Linked DNA regions of Mus musculus: region 2 is linked to region 1. A link is a loop called in an ENCODE intact Hi-C map of the cell type or tissue named here. Cell type or tissue: left cerebral cortex. All regions are shown on one strand. Each heading gives the region's core, and the rest is flanking DNA. Links, peaks and the distances in the headings are about the cores only.

Evidence for each region. Peaks named below come from ENCODE experiments on the same cell type or tissue, not always from the same donor. Only the 100,000 strongest peaks of a DNase experiment are listed, where the experiment ranks them.
Region 2: it touches region 1 in a loop (5-fold over the local background); 1 of 42 quality-filtered maps calls a loop at or near these places.

What each region holds. Positions count from the first base shown.
Region 1 is chr11:51,852,667-51,861,800 of GRCm38, forward strand. It overlaps Jade2 (jade family PHD finger 2), which reads right to left and starts at 5,002. Exons shown (of 13, transcript NM_001357588.2): 1 at 4,645-5,002; 2 at 2,214-2,301. The coding sequence starts at 4,772. Gm30110 (a long non-coding RNA gene) reads left to right here and starts at 2,780. Exons shown (of 2, transcript XR_388628.2): 1 at 2,780-3,057; 2 at 3,255-3,931. In left cerebral cortex, for the core only: CTCF peaks have their summits at 2,916, 3,729, 3,928 and 4,545; DNase peaks (open chromatin) are centred at 2,985, 3,401, 3,682, 4,023 and 3 more places; H3K4me3 peaks cover 2,500 bases; H3K27ac peaks cover 2,166 bases.
Region 2 is chr11:52,357,144-52,366,277 of GRCm38, forward strand. Vdac1 (voltage-dependent anion channel 1) reads left to right here and starts at 3,708. Exons shown (of 9, transcript NM_011694.6): 1 at 3,708-4,009. It overlaps Gm51894 (a long non-coding RNA gene), which reads right to left and starts at 1,439. Exons shown (of 2, transcript XR_003949674.1): 1 at 1,348-1,439; 2 at 765-1,200. In left cerebral cortex, for the core only: a CTCF peak has its summit at 5,781 (motif pointing right); DNase peaks (open chromatin) are centred at 4,530 and 5,198; H3K4me3 peaks cover 1,154 bases; H3K27ac peaks cover 687 bases.

The sequences.
Region 1 (9,134 bases), core at 2,656-5,155:
CTGGGAACAGTGGGTCTTTCAGGCCAGCTACTGCAGCCACTCCCTGGGGCAGTTAAAACACCCCAACCTGGCCTCCAGTCTCTCCTCTCCAGGGGCCACCAGACCTGCCCCCCCCCCCCACACACACACCAGGACTCCATCCTTCTTTAAAAAAAAAAAGAAGAAGAAGAAGAAGAAGGGGAGGGGGCCTTCAAGCAGGCAATTTACCATTCCAGACACAATCTCTCAGAGAGAAACAAAAACTCCCTGTCTGAGGCGGACTGCGAAGGCGTGTGTGTAATAAGATGCTAATACAATTTAATGATATTTCGGCTGGAAAACCTGTCCTCAGAGCCTCCTTGTGCAGGGAAGGCCAGACTTTCAGAAAACAAGAGCTTGCACACTCTTAAACTGTTTCAAACAGGGGTCAGAGCCCCACTCTTTCCCATCTCTCATTAGCTTTAATGCCTTCTCAGGGACAATAACTGCGGATACAAAAAATGATTCTGTGCACACAGGGCAAGAGGGCTGCTGTCTGTGACTGTCAACTCTACTTCTCCAAGCCTGAGAGGCGCTGGGATCTCTCTCCTGCCACTCCACTGCCTACCTTCATTGTCCCACCCAGGCCCCAGTTTCCAGTGCCTACAGGTGTCAATCATGCAGGCCAGTTCTACCACCCAACCAAGGAGAGCCGAGTGTGACAGGTTCTACCTAATTTACCTTTCAATACTTCCTCAACCTTACTCTTCTCCCCACAGGGCACATTTCAGTGGACCATTCCTAAGTCTAGCTGCCCACAGGCACCTGTTAGATGCTCATTTCTTCTTCGTAGAAGAGAAGCTGCCTTTCTGGCCTAGCCTGGGGCTAACAGATTAAAGGCCATCGTGCATATAATAACTGGCTTGCCTCGGTTCATTAACAGAGTGGTAACACTGTGCCGTGTGCTACCACTCACTTTAGGCTGCTGCTGCTTCTTCTTCTTCTTTTTTCCTTCTCTTTCCATTCATTATATTGCTAGAACCCAGGGCTTGGAATTGTTAGACAAGGGCTTGACCAGCTATATCCTTAGACCCAGGTTTAGTCTTTTAATACAATCTATTACTTCCTACGCTCACCTACAGATAGGGATTATTATCAATCCCACTGGCTGATAAGTAAACTAAGACCTCTGGTGCCTTTAACACAGCTGGAAACTACATTCAAACCTAGGCTGGCTGACTCCACGGTCAAAGGGCTCAAGACTGCAGGAAGGCTTACGGCACAGATGAAGTTTTCTAAATTCCAATGAGATTTCTGAGCGGAAGCTTAGAGGGCTGCCTAAAGCTCCAGAACCAACTTCCAGGAGGTGCCGAAGCTTTGAGCTAAGACCTGCCATTTAAGTGTCTAAGTGTCCCACTGCATGGGGGACATGACACGTCAAAGTTACCCCCACCCCCAACTCTATTCTGGCAACCTCTCATGCAACCCAAACACCCATCCGAGAGACCTGCAGACAGCCTGCTGTACATATACAGTGAAGCATTTGGCGGGGGCACTGAGGCAACCAACCACCTTCTAAGTCTAATAGAAACACTGGTTATAAATAACGGGAATATCCTGCCTGCAGCCCCAAACCTAGGGGAGTCAGTGTCTAAGGCTTACACTGAGATAATAAAGTACAATAGGGACCCGGGGACCCCCACATACAGAGTACCAATGAGAACCTAGCAGCTTAGATCTTTGACAGCCTCTTGGATAGGAGTCACCGGCCATTTACCCAGGCAATTTAGGGGAAAAGCACGCTGGATGGGAAAGCACTCTGGAAACATTTGCTGTATCCAGAGCCCAAACAACTCTGTCCTTAAACACTTCATCTCCAAGAGTGTTGGGGAGACCCTTGGCCAAACAGTTTCAAAGCCAACATTCACTGTTAAGTCCTGCTGCGTAGGGTGAGGACTCCCCTCTAAAAGGCATTTACTGTGGAACCAAATGCTTTCCCACTCAAAATAGCAGCCAACAGCTCTTGGAACAACCGAGGAGAGGGCTTCAGATCAAACACGACCCCCCCCCCCACACACACACCATGCAAACTTTCTCAATAAATTATTCGCCCACTTCGGATCAAAGCCTGCTTTTGCAGCCTGCGACCTAAAAAGCAAATAACATAGCCTAAACATAAAAGCTTATTCTTGACTAGGTCAGTTTTATTACTCATTCCTTCCCCCCTTTACAGTTCATTCTCTTATTTTCCTTGCCTGCTTAGTAGATTGCTCTGCGAGTCCTAACCCGCCCAAGGAAGATGGGACCGGAGGGCCTGGAGGGCTGGTGTGTTCGCCTGGGGCCCTAAGGGGGGGAAAAAGAAATCAGGCGAGGGGAAAAAGAAGTCAGCACCCTGGGAACCCAGGAAACAGGGCCAGGCTCGGTTGGCAAACCTCTGCCAGGATCTTCTGCCAAATGTCCTACTGGGAATTTTACCAGTGACAGGAGAGACAGTGCCACTCTGGGAGGAGAACCCAGCTCCCAAGCTCCGGTCTGTTTGCAAATATAAATGTTAAGGGAGCATCCTAACCTTCTTCCGGGCTCAGAACTCTTCATTTCTAAATGGGGGGCCCCGCCCCTCCCTAAGCCACATCTCTGAGAACAACCATAATCCCTCCCATTGACCTCTTGCAAACTGCCTCTGGGTAAAACTTTGTACCTCGGAATCCTGCAGATGAGGTGGGGGGGGGGGTGCTAGGGGCAAGGGTGAAGTTTGGAAATCTGCAGAGACCCGGGATAACCAGTGCAATGTACCCTCGGGCATAAAGACACCCGGCCCCCTTCCCCCGCCCCCCACCCAGCAGGAGGCCTGAGGCCAAGCTGTTTTTTTTTTTTTTTTTAAAAAGTGCACAGGCCGGCTGCAGCGGCTAAGTGGATTAGAAGAGGGTTGCGCGCCTCCAGCCTGCCCTTGGCGGCGGGCGACGGGCACGCAGGCTGGAGGCGCGCCGGCGTGATTCCGACCGCGGGAGCCGGGAGGAGGAGCCGGAGGTGGCTGCGGGGGGCTCCGGCCCAGGCGTAGGAAGGGCAAGAGGCGGTTCGGGCCGGGGGCGGTGCCAGGAGGTGGGTGGGCTTGACGCCCGGGGCGGGGGAGGGGTCTAGGGGACTCGGGGAAGGGCAACTGAGCCCGGGGTGGGGGCGGGGGTACTGAGCGGGGCAGAGGTGTGCAGAAGAGGGACCGGGCTGAGCTGGCTGGGCCTCTCTGGAAGGTAGAGGAAAGCCTCCAAGCCGGTTTTGCAGATGTCCTCACCCTCCGGCAGAAAAGCTACGAGTCTCCAAGCTGACCCAGGATCACCCCTTGCTCGGAGAAGGGGATGTCTCAGAGCCCAGGGATGGGCGGGAAGGGACCATGGGGAGCCACAAGTCTGCACCCAGGCGGGGAGTGGGCGAGCGAGAGCCGCTCCGCAGGCGCAGGCAAGTGGGTGGGAAGGAGGGAGGGAGAGGGAGGAAGGAGGTGAGCCGGGAAGATGCCACTGCCGGGGGCGGGGCGGGGCCGGGGATCCGGCAGAAGGACTGCAGCAATGTTTGGTGGGGGCGGGGGCTGCAATGTCACTCATTTTGGGGTCAGGTGCGTGTGTCCCAGGCAGGGCCCTCCACTTGTCTGCTGCTCTTAGGTACCACCCAGAGTTTTAGTAAGGGCGGAGGGAAGAGGGGGGAGCTGCAGAGTCGTCCCTGAAGCGGGACGCGAACCAGCAGAGTTGGGAGAAGGTAAACAAGGGCCACGCCCCCTGCCGTCGCCCCGCGAGCGCGCACCCGCCGCTCCGGCCGTCGCCGGTACATTTCCACTCTCGCGGTGCCTCTCCCCCACCGGACTCCCGCGCAGCACCGGAGAGCTGCTGTCCACTACCCCAGTATGCACCCTGGCTGCCTGGACTGCGCACCCAGCACTCACCTGGGAACGTTGTCCCCCGCCCCTTAAGAAGAAAAAAAAAAAAAACTAATTTGTGCAATGCCTCTGAACCCAAGAACCGAGCATGCTGCCCCCGCGTGCAGCTCCCTCGTGCACCCAGCCTGGAAAGGGGGCGCAGGGCGGAGGCGGTGGCCCCCGGAAGGTGTCTAGGACTGGACCGGCTGCACGTGAGCCCAGTGCGGGGTCATGTGCATCGGCTCAGCCCGGTTCGGCACCCGGACGTGCTGCGTATCAACAAAATGAAACTCGGGAGACAGAAGGGCAGATAGCTCCAGGTTTCCCGTGCCCCGGTGCCCGCCACTCAGCCTCCCCACCCCGCACCCCGGTAGCGCCGCAGCCCCTCGGGCCGGCCGGAGCCCGCGAGGCAAGTTGCAGCCCCAGCGCCCCCACCCGCCCGCGCCCCCTCGCCGGCCCAGGGGCGCTTTGCCGCAGTCATTAATAAAGAAGGTCGCCAGGCTCACCCTTCCAAAAGTTGTTGCATGCGCCCCTCTCAGCCTCCCCGCACTGTACTCTTTAAAACACGGCTGACCAACATGCGCAATCTCTCTCCCCAGTGCTGTGCGTCCCCCCCCCCCACCCCCCGCGCTGGCTTCCTAGAACAGGCAGCCAGCGAGAGAGGGAGCGAGCGAGCAAGAGAGAGGGAGCGAGGAGCACTGGCAGATCTGTTGAAAAAAAAAAAAAGCCCACAAAATAATGCCGTGGAGATGCGCAGGGCCCATCCGCTGGGGGCTGGCTCTTACCTTGCTCCGCGGTGCCCTCCCGAGGGGCGCTGCCCTCGGCTACGCGCGGCGGCGGGGGCCGGCGCGGGAAGGATGCTCCCGAAGCCAGGAGCTCCTGGGGCCGGCGCGGGAGGGCGGGGGGCGCGCATCCATCCGGGGTCGTGGCGAGGGAGGCGACCGGGCCGCGGCGCCCCCCAAGCCCCGCACCCCTGCTGGGAAGATGGTCAGCCCTCCAGCTCAGAGCTGGTGCCACTAGGAGTGGGCGCAAAGTAACTCCATGGACGCTACTCACCCCCCAAAAAAATAGCCTCCAACTGCGATGGCCGCGGTCGGCACCATTCACCAACCCCCTGTGTATGTTTCTGTTTCTTTTTAAACCAAGACTTCCTTGTGATCTCTTTAGAGGGGGAAAAAATGTGTTGGGGTGGGGGTGGGGTGGGGTGGGGGCGGGCAAGAAGAGAGGGAGGGGGAGTAGCCACTTTTTTCTAATTCACTCGGATCTCCGCTCCCGGCACCCCCCTGTCGTGTTCCCCCCCCCCTTCCCAGTTGTTTGGCTCCGGCGACAGTCCCAGGTAGCGTTGCGGCCCCCCCGGGGGGGTGCCCTACACGGTCACCCGCCCGCCTGCACGCGGGCCCGGACTCCTCGTGGACTCCGGGGCGCCCCCAACCCGCCCTGTCCCCAGGGCCGGGCCCGAGCGCCGGCTGAGCCCGTGCAAGTCCCATCAGGTCGGCTCACACTTCACACACTCACACACATACCCCGCCCCTCCACTCGCTCACTCACACTTTCTGCTCACACCCCGCCCCCTTCGCGCCCCAGACCCAGGCGGAGCCCCCCACAACCTTTAAAAAAAAAAAAAAGCAAGCTTATACTTAAAAAAATCTTTTGGCGCCATATTAATGACGTACTTAAAATTTGCCATTTCTCCCTGCGTCAAAAAGACGTTTCTTTGCAAATAACAGCTTGGAGGCGACACTCGCGGAGGAAACGAGGCTTGCACGGAGTACCCAGCTCGCCCGCCCCACCCCCAGGGACTCTGGTGCTGGAAGACCCTCGCCCTCCGCCCGGTTTCGGAATCACTGGTTTTAAAATCGAAATCGAATAAATCGCGTGGCGTTTTTTGCAGCGCCAGAAGTGAGCAGAAAGTGCTGGCAGGAGTGCAGGGGAGGGGCGCGCAAGGGGCTGGGGGAGGGGGCGCGGTCCTCCTCCCCCACCCACACCAAATGCAAACTAGCATCCTAGGCAGGGAAAGTTGAAATTGTGGGCGACCTCCGGAAGAGAGGGGCTGTCCTTAAGGGGAGGGGGTCCCTTCTTGGGCTTGTTGCCCCCTCCCCCTCGCGGGTGCCTCCTGGCGCCTGGTGCTGCCCTGCATTTCCGGAGGGGGGGTGAGGCGCACTGTGATGGGTGGGTGGCTAGCAGGGTGGCAACATGTCCTAGCCTCAGGAGGAGTTTGCCCCGGGGTACCCCCTTCCTTCTGCCTCGTGCATCTTATAGCCGCAAAGGGTTAAAAACCGAGGGGCAACTTCCCAGGGCTGGTACTTGGCAGAGAAGCGGGGCGCCCCTCTCCCCACCCTCTCGTTCTCGCCCCTCCTCCTCCGACTCCACTTCCCGACTTGACCTTGTGGTGCACAAACAGTGCTCTCCAATCCTCGCAGTTTCTGGAAGAAGAGCCTGCGCTCGCCAGGCGGGCGGGCTGTCGGGCGGCTAGCCGGCAGTGGCGGAGCCTTGGGTCGGTTCCCTGAGCTGCGGGCCACACCCACCCAACCCGCTGTGCCTGGGGAGCTCACCTTCTCTCTAGGAAGGAAAAGGGCAGGCCTCCTGGAGGGGTAGGCACGTGGGGGGCAACCTTTTGCCTCCTGGGAATGCTCCAGCTGGGGAGGTTGGCTAGCTTTGGACTGAGGTTTGGGGAAGCCTGGCCCTGCAACCCTAAGGCATCTCTCATCTCCAGCATCCCTAAGGCATCTCTTCTCACCCTTGCCAATGTATTCTACCCCTTCCAAGATAATCCAATGATTTCCCCCCCAACTCACCTTTGTTTTTGAAGGCAGGTGGATGAGTTTCAAATCCCTTTCCCTTTCCAAGACTGAAGTTTGTTTATTTTTCCTTTCCCCTCCACCCCCAAACCCCCTTGCATGCAAAGATAAATATTCAATTTACATAAGATGACATTTATGTGACAATTAAGAAGATTCCCCGACGGAATGTTGTGAACACATTTGCTTATAGGAGAAATAAATCTAATAATGAACAAACTCAAAACAGCTCAGATCCTCTGACAGGGAGATTGTCTCTGCAACAAAGAGGGACATGAGGAACCAAGAGCTTTCTGCAGCAGGAGAACTCAAGGAAGCCACCAGCAGAACTTCTCTTCTTTGGCCTTCATTCACAAAGTCTAAAAGAGGCCTGTCTGGCAAGAGGAAGGGCTGGCTCATCAGCACCTCACAGTTAGCCCTAACTCTGGTTCTCAGAGGTCCACTGAGAAGATTTTCCCAGGCCAAGGTCAATGTCTGCTAACACGTGTTGGAGGCTGGGAGTGCCCAACCGAGAGGTTAATGGCTTCTAATCCTGGCTTTTCTGCTCAGAAGGCTGTGTGAGGCAGATCAGTGAATACATCTCTCTGGATCTGTTTTCACCTTGGTGAGCAGAAGATTACAGAGACCACATGAGCACACGCATACCCATGTATGTGAATATGTAAATTTACATTCCCTCTAAGTAAGGCAGGACCAGGCTAAGAGTGCAGCTCACGTGAGTGCTTTGCTCATGTCTTCTTTCTTATAAACTCTTTTCTTCCCCAATTATTTTAATGATGTGTAGTTGTATGTGCACCTATTTTTAATTATGTGTCTGCACATGGGCAGATAGGGATGCAGGCAGGTGAGGCAGGCCAGAGGCATGGGATGCTTTCTGTAGCTGGGGTTACAGATGCTTGTGAGCCACCTAATGTGTATGATTGAGACCTGAACTCAGGTCCTTTGGGAGTGCAGCAAGTGTTCCTAACTACCGAGCCCCATCGCTAGCCCCTGCCTTTTCTTTTTGCTGTTGTTGCTTATGATTGAACCCACGTTAGGCAAGAACAAGAGGACAATGCTGTCTCTCAGCCTTTCCCTTGAGGATACATACAAGAACTCCAGTGTGGACAGAAAGAGGACTAGGAAAGGAACTGGTCAGAAACAGTGGTCAAGGTCCCGATAACTGTCAGCCATGAATCCGGCATGAAGGTAGAGACACAATACACAGAGGCAGAGTCTAAAGTGACCCACAGATTTGGTCTTTGGCCTGGGGGATGGGGTGGGATGTCTGTGCAGGAGAGGACAGGACAAGCTGTTTGCCTTGGCCATTGGGAGCCCATGAACTGGAATGGAAAAATGTCTTGTCAAGGAACCGTAAAATGACCTAGAGAGATGATGAGGGAAGGAATACCTCCTGCGCATGTGTTTCCTTCTGTGCCCCGTGTGCAAGCTGGTCCACTTCATTCCCACAAAAGCCCATTAGCCTCTTGAGAAAAGCCTTAGAAACTCGATAGTTTCTAAGGCCCGCAGTGGTGAGGGGACACCTAAGTGCAGGTGACCTTGGCACTGGTGTCATTACCCTTTGCTTTTACTACACGCCGGAGAAAAGTCATGCTATTACCTAGTCACATTATGATTGATCTCTGCGAGAACAGCAGCTCTATTTAGTCCTTGACATAGTTTTCTAACTGGGGGCCAAACCAGGGCCCCTAAACAGTCCTTAGGAAATGCCACTGGCTTAGAACCCAAATCCCCTTCAGTCCTTGGATTCCGTAGAGCTTTGTGTTACTGTCCAAGGCTAACGTTGGACCTGCTAACAAAATAACAGTGAGACTGATTTTAATTCATTATGTACATAGCTTAATTAAACAAATAGGAAATCTGTCTAGCCAGCCATCATGGTTCACACCTATAATCTCAGAACTTGGGAAGCTGAGACAGGAGGATTGCCAAGAGTTAAAAGCTAGCCTGGGCTACACAGAGAATTCAACTTAACCAAGACATAACAGGTTGAACGGAATAGCCTGCCCCACCTCTCAGCAAAAAAAAAAAAAAAAAGAGAGAGAGAGAGAGAGAAAGGGAGGAAGAAAAATTTTAATTGTGTTCTAGTTTTAGTTATGTGTATGTGTGTGCCTGTGTGTGGATATCTGTGTGAATGCAAGGTACCTGTGGAGACCAGAAGAGGGCATGAGAAACTCTAGAGCTGAAATTATAGGCTCTGTCAGCTACTTGACCTGAATTCTAGGAACAAAACTCCTGTCCCCTGCAAGAGCAATCTCTCCAGCCCTGAAAATAAACAAACAAACAGACAAGTAAACAAATAATCAATTGTGAGCCAAGACTAGCCTCAAACTCACTGTGTAACCCAGGCTACCCTCAAATTCTCTGCAATCCCAAATGCTGGGATTACAGATATGTGTTGGTGTGTTTGAAGATAATTAAGTGCTACAGTGAAAAGTTCAATTGCAAATCACAACAGTATAAGGTACAATTTTAAT
Region 2 (9,134 bases), core at 4,472-6,971, 510 kb after region 1:
ACGTAAAAACAAAATTCTAGGCCTTTAGGCCCAGGCTTGGGAATGTGACCTCTGTGACTTAATGCTCCAAGGTATGCTAATCATAAAACAGATAGCGACATTCCTCCACCCGCCAGCTTCCTGGGTTCAAAGAGTGTTCATTCACAGAAAGTCACCCTGACCATTGCTGGAACCCGCTATGCAAATGTGCTATTGTTAGGGGCTCTTAGAAACTGTCTTGAGAGATAACAGGAATAATTACCAGGTATTCCTTGTGACTCTTGTGACTTTGTACTTCCTTGGGACTCTTAACTGGTATCTTTGGTATTTTCCAACAAAGCCCTCCCCACTTCCTTGAGTTGTGGTTTCTTCCTTTAAATACCCCCTTACCCAGCTACTTGGGGTGCCACGGTCCTCTACCCCTGCGTGGTGTATGACCGTGGGCCCGAGAGCGCTCTTGAATAAGAGTCCTCTTGCAGTTTGCAGCAAGACCGTTTCTTGTGTGATTTGGGGTGTCGCCTCTCCTGAGTCAGAACGTGGGGGAGTCCTCACGTTGTGGGTCTTTCATGCACACATAAACAAAAACTTAAAATATAATTTTTTAAAAGAAGACCTAGTATAAGAAAGAACTTCCCTAAGGTGAAGAAAAAAAATACTTTTTTTTTTTTTTTTTTGAGACAGGGTTTCATGTAACCTAGGCTGGGTTTGAGGTCATTATGTAGCCAAGGATACAGTAAACTTCTGATCCAGCCTCTGAAATAAAATAGTCTCACACGCATAGACCATTTCATTATTAAGAGAAAACTGCATCCCCTCTGGATGGTTTACTTTGTTCTGTGCAAAGGAAGACTGCAACTGATTTTGCACCTAAAAGAAAATACAATGTAAATAAATTAGGCAAAAAGAAAGAAAGAAAGAAAGAAAGAAAGAAAGAAAGAAAGAAAGAAGGAAAGAAAGAAAGGAAGAAAGAAAGAAAGAAAGAAAGAAAGAAAGAAAGAAGGAAAGCAAGCAAGCAAGCAACCCATTACTCAGGTAGCTGGCAAACAGCAGGAGAGGCCAGATGCAGGTGCACACTAGCTGCACAGCTAATCTTAACCCTAGCGTCAGTTTTAGTCTATTTTCACAGCTAGAGAACTCCAGGGTCTCAGTGATTCCTCCCCAGAGTCAGGGGAAAGAGAGCAGGAGGACTCTGTCACTTGTCAGCTCCAACTCCAACGAAGCCTGTGCATGAGACAAAAGTGAAATAGGGTCACTTATCCCAACAGACCTATGGTCAGGACAAAAGTGACATAGGGTCACTTACCCCCAACAGGACTATGGTCAGGACTGGCCCATCCCCACAAGTCAACAAGACATCTCTGGACTCACATGGAACTGAAGTAGCTCTGGGGACCCCAAACTCAGGAGGGGGATCCATGAGGAAATGAGCTCAAAGCGTCTTGCAACTGCACAGTGTTCTGCTTGCTTTTCTGGGCCAACAGAGATGCAAGCCTGCCGGAGGAGTTGGCAGACTCAGGACATCCTGCTGTTTCCCTAAAGCTTCTGGATTTCTTAATTTGAATCTGCAAGTAAGAACCCGACTGGCCAGGCTTGGATCAGGTTTTCTGTCTCAGGCCAATCAGCTTTGGCAGACTCCGTAGAGGGGAGGCTGGGCAGAGTCCAGTTTAAAAAAAAAAAAAAAAAGGTGACTTGCTTTTCCCCTCCCTGCAGGCTGTGACTGGGAAGAAAGATCAATGAATAACATTTCTGGTGCACTTGGATTTCAATCCCAGGGGCTCCCAGGTCTCCTCCCTATTCTGGCTGATTTTCTTTGCCTTTCTTGTGTGGCTAATTCTTTGGATTTAAAACCTTCCCTTCTGGAAGGAAAGAGATTCATAAAAGTCAGGTTCAGTCCTCAGCACTAGAAAGTTAAAAACAAACAAACAAACAAACAAACAAAACCCAAAACATACATGGCTTGGGAAGTCCAGCTATCGGACTCACGAGGTCCCTCTAGTCAACAGTTGCTGGAGAGGGAACTCTTGAGCTGCTGATAAGTCATGCATTGGTCCAGGGATGCATGCAGGTTTGTTAGTTGGGGGCCTTTGGGGTGATCTTTTTAGTTACCTTGAGTTACCTTGTAAATAAATTAAACACTTTCCCTGGTTTGCCGACGTAGACTTTGGGTGGAATTCTTTAATCTGTCATCTGTGCCTTCTCTACCGCAAATAGCTGTCTGTCTCCCCAGCAAAAGTGACACAAGCCACTCGCTGAGTTTTAGGTAAGTGCCTTACCAGTCCTCTGCATCTCCATTCATTTTAAATTAAAACCAAGACTCCCAGGGCGCTGAACGGAGGTGGCGCACACCGCCTTTAATCCCAGCACTTGGGAGGCAGAGGCAGGCGGATTTCTGAGTTCGAGGCCGGCCTGGTCTACAGTGTTAGTTCCAGGACAGCCAAGGCTATACAGAGAAACCCTGTCTCGGGAAAAAACAAACAAACAAACAAACAAAAAACAAAAACAAAAAAAAAACCCAAAAAATAAAACAAAACAAAAAAAAAAACCAAGAAAGACTCTCAGGGCGAAGTTCCGAGAAGCCAGACTTTCTGCCCACCCACGACACACAGCCCTGGGCATCAGGGCTCTGGGTCAAGTGTTAAGATTCTTGGAGACAAATCTTGTGTCCCCAGGTCTTGTCCTTCCGACTCTGCCTCCCTGTACGCCCCTGTGACTCAGCAGCTTTCCCTGCCTGGCTTTAACTCCGGGAATGGGCTGGGTGTTTGTTGCCGGGTAGATAGAGCTGCAGACTTGGGAACAGGTTCTTTCTAATGCAAAGCAAGCCCTGTACCACGGAGCTATCTGTTTGCCCACATTCTATTTCGAAGGGCTTTCCCTCATAGTCTTAACTAGATATGGGCTTAGGCCCCCTTACATTCCCTCTCCTCGGCCTCTCTCTCTCTTGGTTCCCTTCCTTTAGCCCACGGAACAGCATTTTCAATCTAGAGTGGCTGCGGATGCCCAGCTGTCTTGTTCAGCTACAGCAGGTTGTGAGCAACCACCTGGCGTCTCCTCTACTGGACCCCAAATGCCTGAATTCTCCTCGGACGTCTGTTAGTAGAAGGCAAAGGGTGTGAAGTCTTCACTCACATGTGATTTCACAAACTCTCCAAACCTGATTTGGTTAGTCTTGGTGTGGCACGCTCAACAGGGCAGGAGGCCACGTGCTGAGACCAGGCTGGGAAAAAGTGTCCGCCCTCTCTACACTGCAGGAAAGCAGACATCCAGAACCCGCGTGACCTCACGTAGCGAGACTCCGCAGTCTCACAAACCCACTTTGTCTTTTTTAATTTCTTAAATGCTTGGGAAATGGCGGAAAGAGGCTTTGACACTAGGGAAGATTGCACGCAACTTTACAGTGCGGAGCCGGCTCTCGGGAGAGTTTAATTTGCAACTGACTCGCTGACGCACGCGGGCGTGTCGCAGGCTCCGGAAATCAAGGTTGGAGCAGAGGGGACAGTAGCCGCTCTGACCTATACAGCGCCACTTCCAGAGCCCAGTGTCCCCACTGGGCCTCCGAGTGACTTGCAGCCTCGGCGACTCCGGCGACACTATCCGCTGAGGTCCCTAGGCCACCGCTCTGTGTGCCGGAAGCTCCCCTCCCCCTCTTCCCAAATGCTTCCAGCAGCCTGGAGGCTGCAACAGTGACCCGCGTGTCCCCGCGCACGCACACACCTCACGCACGTCAGACCCACGCCTCCCTATCGCCCCGTGCCAGAGTGCACGCAGGCCTTTACGCGCGGCCACACATGATCACAGAGCCGCAGAGGGCGAGAGCGCGGCTCGCGAGTGGGAAGAAGACCCCGAGACTGGTCTGGGCGCTGTCCGGGGTGGAGCCGAGGGCGGAGCTTCGGGGTCCGGCGCGCAGAGCTGGGGCGTGTCCGCGCCGCCGCGATCTGCGCCGCTCCGCCCTCGGCCCGTTCGCTGCGCTCCCAGCCTCCTCGCCGCAACCCCCGCCGTAGCTGCCGCTGCTCCCGCCGTCACCGCCTCCGAGGTAGGCGCAGCGGAGAGGGCCTGGGCTATGCCTGAGTCCCCAGGGCCTCGGGTCGCGCTCCTGGGAAGTCTCCAGGGAGGCGATCGAGGGAGGTTCGGGCGAGGGCGCTGGGCCTAAGCGCTTGGCCCCGGGAAGGGTGAACCAGGGACGATCATTGCGGGCCTGGAGGGGCAGCGGGCTTGTAGAGGAGGCCTGGAGGGCGGGCGCAGAGCGGATCTCCCAGATTCTAGCTCGAGCGTTCAGAGCACCTGCATTTGGAAGCCAGGGGCGGTTCGAACATGCGAGGAGCGGAAGGGCAAGGGCGGCCGCGTGGAGGCCCGGCGGGCCGCGGGTCTAGGTGACCTTCCCGGCGGCGCCCTCTGGCTCTAGATCCCGTCGGTGTGGATCTGGTAGAGACCCTCCCACGGCCCAAGCCCTTCCCCACCAGCTCCAAGGGCCTGTGCAGACCCAGCTTCCTCCGCCGAGAGGACGAACTCCAGGCACGGCCATGCCCTGGATCCCCCAGCCCCTACACGCCCTAGCCGGCCCACGCCCGGAGTAGGTGGCGCCGGGTCCCTCCCGCGCATGCCAGTGTCTTCCCGGGCGGAACGGGCTGCCCTGAGTGGACTTAGGCCGCAGGAACAGGGACCTGGGCCTGGACTGAGAGCGAGACCCCATAGGGAGCCATACGCTTGGCCTCCTTGGCCTCGGGGACGGAGTCCGTGTTCTGTGTCGCCAAATGCAACTGTGCATTCTGGAAACTGTTTTCAGGGCCTGACATCAGATTGGAGGCCCGCAACTCTACACGGTTTGTCCAAGGTCACACTGGTAGGAAGATTTAAAACTTCAATCTTCTCATCTGCGAAATAGGAGCAATTATATACACTTCACTGAGTTTGGGGGAAAGAATAAAATGATCCGATTAACACGAAGCCTTGGGGCATGCACAAGGACACCTTAGAAACCTTGACATTTGCCTAGGAGACCTAGGAGCTTTTGGGGAGGGTTGAACTCATCCTCCACAGACTTTTATTTTATTTTATTTTTTATTCCACATGGTGTACAGGAAGGGACTCCATGAATATACAGGCGTATTATTTTAATGCCATTATTACTAATGTCAGAAGCAAGCATTTGTGCAGCACCAGGTATTGAGTCATTGGAGAATAATTCACGAGACACTGTCAGTTTGCAGATTGACAGCTGTCAGGCTGGAGCACTAAATCTGACTGCAGACCCAGAATGCAGGAAGAGTGTGGGCTTAGCTCAGGTGTGTGCTGTCCAAAACTTCTCTTTCCTTGACCAGAGATATGGGTGAGGGGCTTAACTCCGGCTTGTTTACTAGCAAGCCAGGCATAACTGCGGAGGGCCTGCCTGCTTTTCTCGGGACTGACAAAACTGAAGGGCCAAACTCAGGCTTGTCTTCAGGGACTTGGGTGGGACCACTTGGCACACATTAGGTGGTTAAGAAAGGTCTGTGGGGTAAATTCATTTTTAAAAAATGTCTATTTAATGTGTGCATGCTTGTGCCTATGTGAGTTTATGTACATACATGCAGGTGTGAGATGCCTCATGTGGGTCTGGGAATCGAACCTGGGTCTTCTGCAAAAGCAGTAAGCACTTTTTTGTTTGTTTTGTTTTTGTTTTGTTTTGTTTTTTTGAGACAGGGCTTCTCTGTATAGCCCTGGCTGTCAGCAGTAAGCACTCTTTTTTTTTTTTTTTTTTTTTTTAAGATTTATTTATTATTTTATGTAAGTACACTGTAGCTGTCTTCAGACACTCCAGAAGAGGGCGTCAGATCTCATTATGGATGGCTATGAGCCACCATGTGGTTGCTGGGATTTGAATTCAGGACCTTCAGAAGAGCAGTCAGTGCTCTTAACCATTGAGCCATCTCTCCAGCCACAGCAGTAAGCACTTGTAACCCCTGAGCTCTCTCTCCATTTTTTTTTCTTTCATACCACTCTTAACTACCCAGGCATGGTAGGTGCACATTCAATCGTGGAATCTTAAAACAGCCATTAGATGACCTAGACAGCTCACTCACTTCTAGAAGCTATCCTGTCCTAGCCGAGTCATAGATGTCATAAGAGCTGTAATCGTACATACTCACCTACAGCAGTAGTCATGAGAGATGAGAAACAGCTCCTTTAGCATTCTACAACTTCCCAAGTCCTGGGGGAACTTGTCCAACTGGTGTTTCTGGGCTTAAAGCTAGAGAGTGATATGGGTAGATGGGATTCTGGCCAAAGCTGTGGGGCCTGTAGCTTCTTCCCTTTCTGACAGGTGTGGGGGTATGACAGCTCGAGTAAGGTGCCAGTCCCCACTTGTAGTAGCTCACAGCTGATTCGCTTTATTTCTGGTTTCTAGAATGAGGCTTTGGACAGGGGCTGTCTGGGGCCATGCGGTCCTCATGCTGGACCTGAGCCCCTAGGATTCCGGAAAGGTTGTACTGTCGTTGTAGCTTTGCGCTTTCCCCAGGTTCCTTCGGTACCTGAAAGGATGGCAGAGGCATGCTTAGCTAGACCTGGGTGTGGGTCTCCATCCCGCAGTTAAGTCACAGCATGTGAGCACTTTACCTAGGGCTGAGCTAGAAAAAGCTCCAGAGGGCAGCCTGGGCTCTCAGTTCTGATCTGACAAGAGCCACAGAGTCTAGCTCAGGTGAAATAGCTTTCTCGTGTCTTAGTTCCTCTGTTATAATGTGGTGGATTGATTGATTGATTGATTGATTGATTTTGGCTTCTGTTTTTAAAAAAATTAATTGTTTGGAGGTGGCTAGCACATGTGGAGGTCAGAGGTCAACTTCTGGTCTTCCTGTCTCCACTCAGGCCTTGGGATCACCTGGGTCTGCAGTAGAACTGTGACTGTCAGTGCTGGCCATTCTGGTGTTCTGCGGCCCTGCTGTGTATACTTGGTGCTTGGGCACCAGTCCTCCGCTAGTATCCCCACACTGCACTGCTGCTGTGTTCTGAGGAACCCATAGGTGTGAGTGCCTCTGCACAGCAGAAGTTACCAACTGGTTGGGAAAGGAGAGAGGTAGCTGCTGTGGGCCATCTGTAGTGGACGGTGCTCATAGAAATCATTTGCCCTGGGGTGAGATAGGAGGTGTCCTTCCGGGACCTGGCCAGACAGTATCCGGCTAAACAATACCTCTCTATGGGTGGGAAGGACTCTGGACCCCGTGGTTCAGGGTGAGCTTCTGACAAGATGCTCAGAAACCATTATTATAATAGTAGATATACAAGACCAGAGCTTGGTTAGATTCCCTAGCCATAAATATAGCAATGGAAACTGTCTATTGGACTGGCTTGTGTGGGACTTAGTAGAATGCTAGCCCAGCATGCAGAAAGCCCTGGATTCTTCCTTCAACACTGCAGAAACTCAGTAAGGTGGGGCACACACTCAGAGGTGGAGGCAGGAGGATCAAGTTCAAGGTCATCCTCCGTGACATAGTGAGTTTGAGACTCACTGTGGGCTACATTAGATCCTGTTTCAAAGCCAAACCAAACTGGCTGGTGGTGCACACCTTTAATCCTGGTACTTGGCGGGGTGGGGCAAGGGGAGGGCACAGAGGCAGACAGATCTCTGTGAGTTTGAGACCAGCCTGGTCTACAGAGTTTCAGGACAGCCAGGGCTACACAGAGAAACCCTGTCTTGAAAAACGAAGAACCAACCAACCAAAGAAACCAAACTTATTATTTATTTGTCTGCTCATCTCAGATGATAAGTTGACCTGTCATCTGTCATCTTAATAGAATTCTACTTGTGTTTGTTTCATGGCTTCTGCATGTACCAGCCGCAGGGATGTATACCAAGGGGAATTGGGTCAGAGAGACTGACTTTGGGGTCTTTTACTTAGAAAGGGAGTAGGATATAGACCCATATGTCCTTGATTCCCAAGGCTGAGCACTTAAAAAAAGCGCTGACTGTGTCAACCCCCTATGCCTTGTGGTGCCTGGGCTATCCTGGAGCCCTGGTGTACCTGGCTGGACCCTAGACCCTGGAGTGCTGCTGGCTGCCTGCATGGCCTTCTCTCCACAGGTGGGTGAGGGAGAGAAGGCAGGTTGCCTTGAGTCAACCACAGCCTCCCCAGCCTTATAGAAGGCTGTGCTGCTGCTGGTGGCCCAGCTTCCAGAGGGTTTTAAAATAGAAGCAGAGCCTGGAAAGCCAGACTGTCCCCCTGTGAGACTCTGTGGAGGGGGAGGGGAAGGCAGCTGCTTTGGGAACTCAGCCTGCTTCCAGAGCAGAGGCCACTGCCTTGCCAGATGTGTGTGTGTCTGTGTGTGCCTGTGTTTATGTCTGTCTGTGGTGCAGGGAAGCTCCTGAACTGAGCCTGCTTTCTGCTGAGAGGTTGATTTTTGCCCCTGGTCCCTAGCGTTGGAGAAGTGGTTGATTTTGCTGTAATCTATCATGACCTCTTTTTTATTTGTTATTTTAATTTTTAGATATATTTATTCATTTTATGTATATGAGTACAGTGTAGCTGCCTTTAGACGTACCAGAAGAGGGAATTGTATACATTACAAATGGTTGTGAGCCACCATGTGGTTGCTGGGAGTTGAACTCAGGACCTCTGGAAGAGCAGTCACTGCTCTTAACCTCTGAGCCATCCCTCCAGCCCCCAACCTCTTGATTTCTTTATATGTATAAGGGTTTTCCCTGTACATATGTATGCATATCATGCTCATGTAGTACCCACAGAGTCCAGAAGAAAGCGTCCATCAGATCCCCTTTAACTGGAGTTAGAGAATATTTTGAGCCCCTGTGTGGATACAGGGAAGCAAACCTGGGTCCTCTGCAAAAGCAGCCAGTGCTCTTAATGGCTCAACCGTCTCTCCATTCCCTTGATACCTCTTTTGTTTGTGGGTCAATTTTTTGCCCTGGCAAACCATCCAAAACTGTTGGAGAAAGAGCAGAGCCAAAAGTTTTCCCATGATTCCCTAACCTGGGATGGTGATGGTAACATTTGGTGGCTTTGGCTCCTGACAGTAGCTATGTACTGTTAACCGGTTATTCATGCAGCGTAATAAGGAAGTCACTTGCGGGTGTACTTGAGAAAGGGTGGGCTCTGGGTCACACCCAGGGGCTCTTCTGCCAAGTTGATGACTCCTCCATCATCATCTGTAGTTCCCTGGATGGTCTGAGA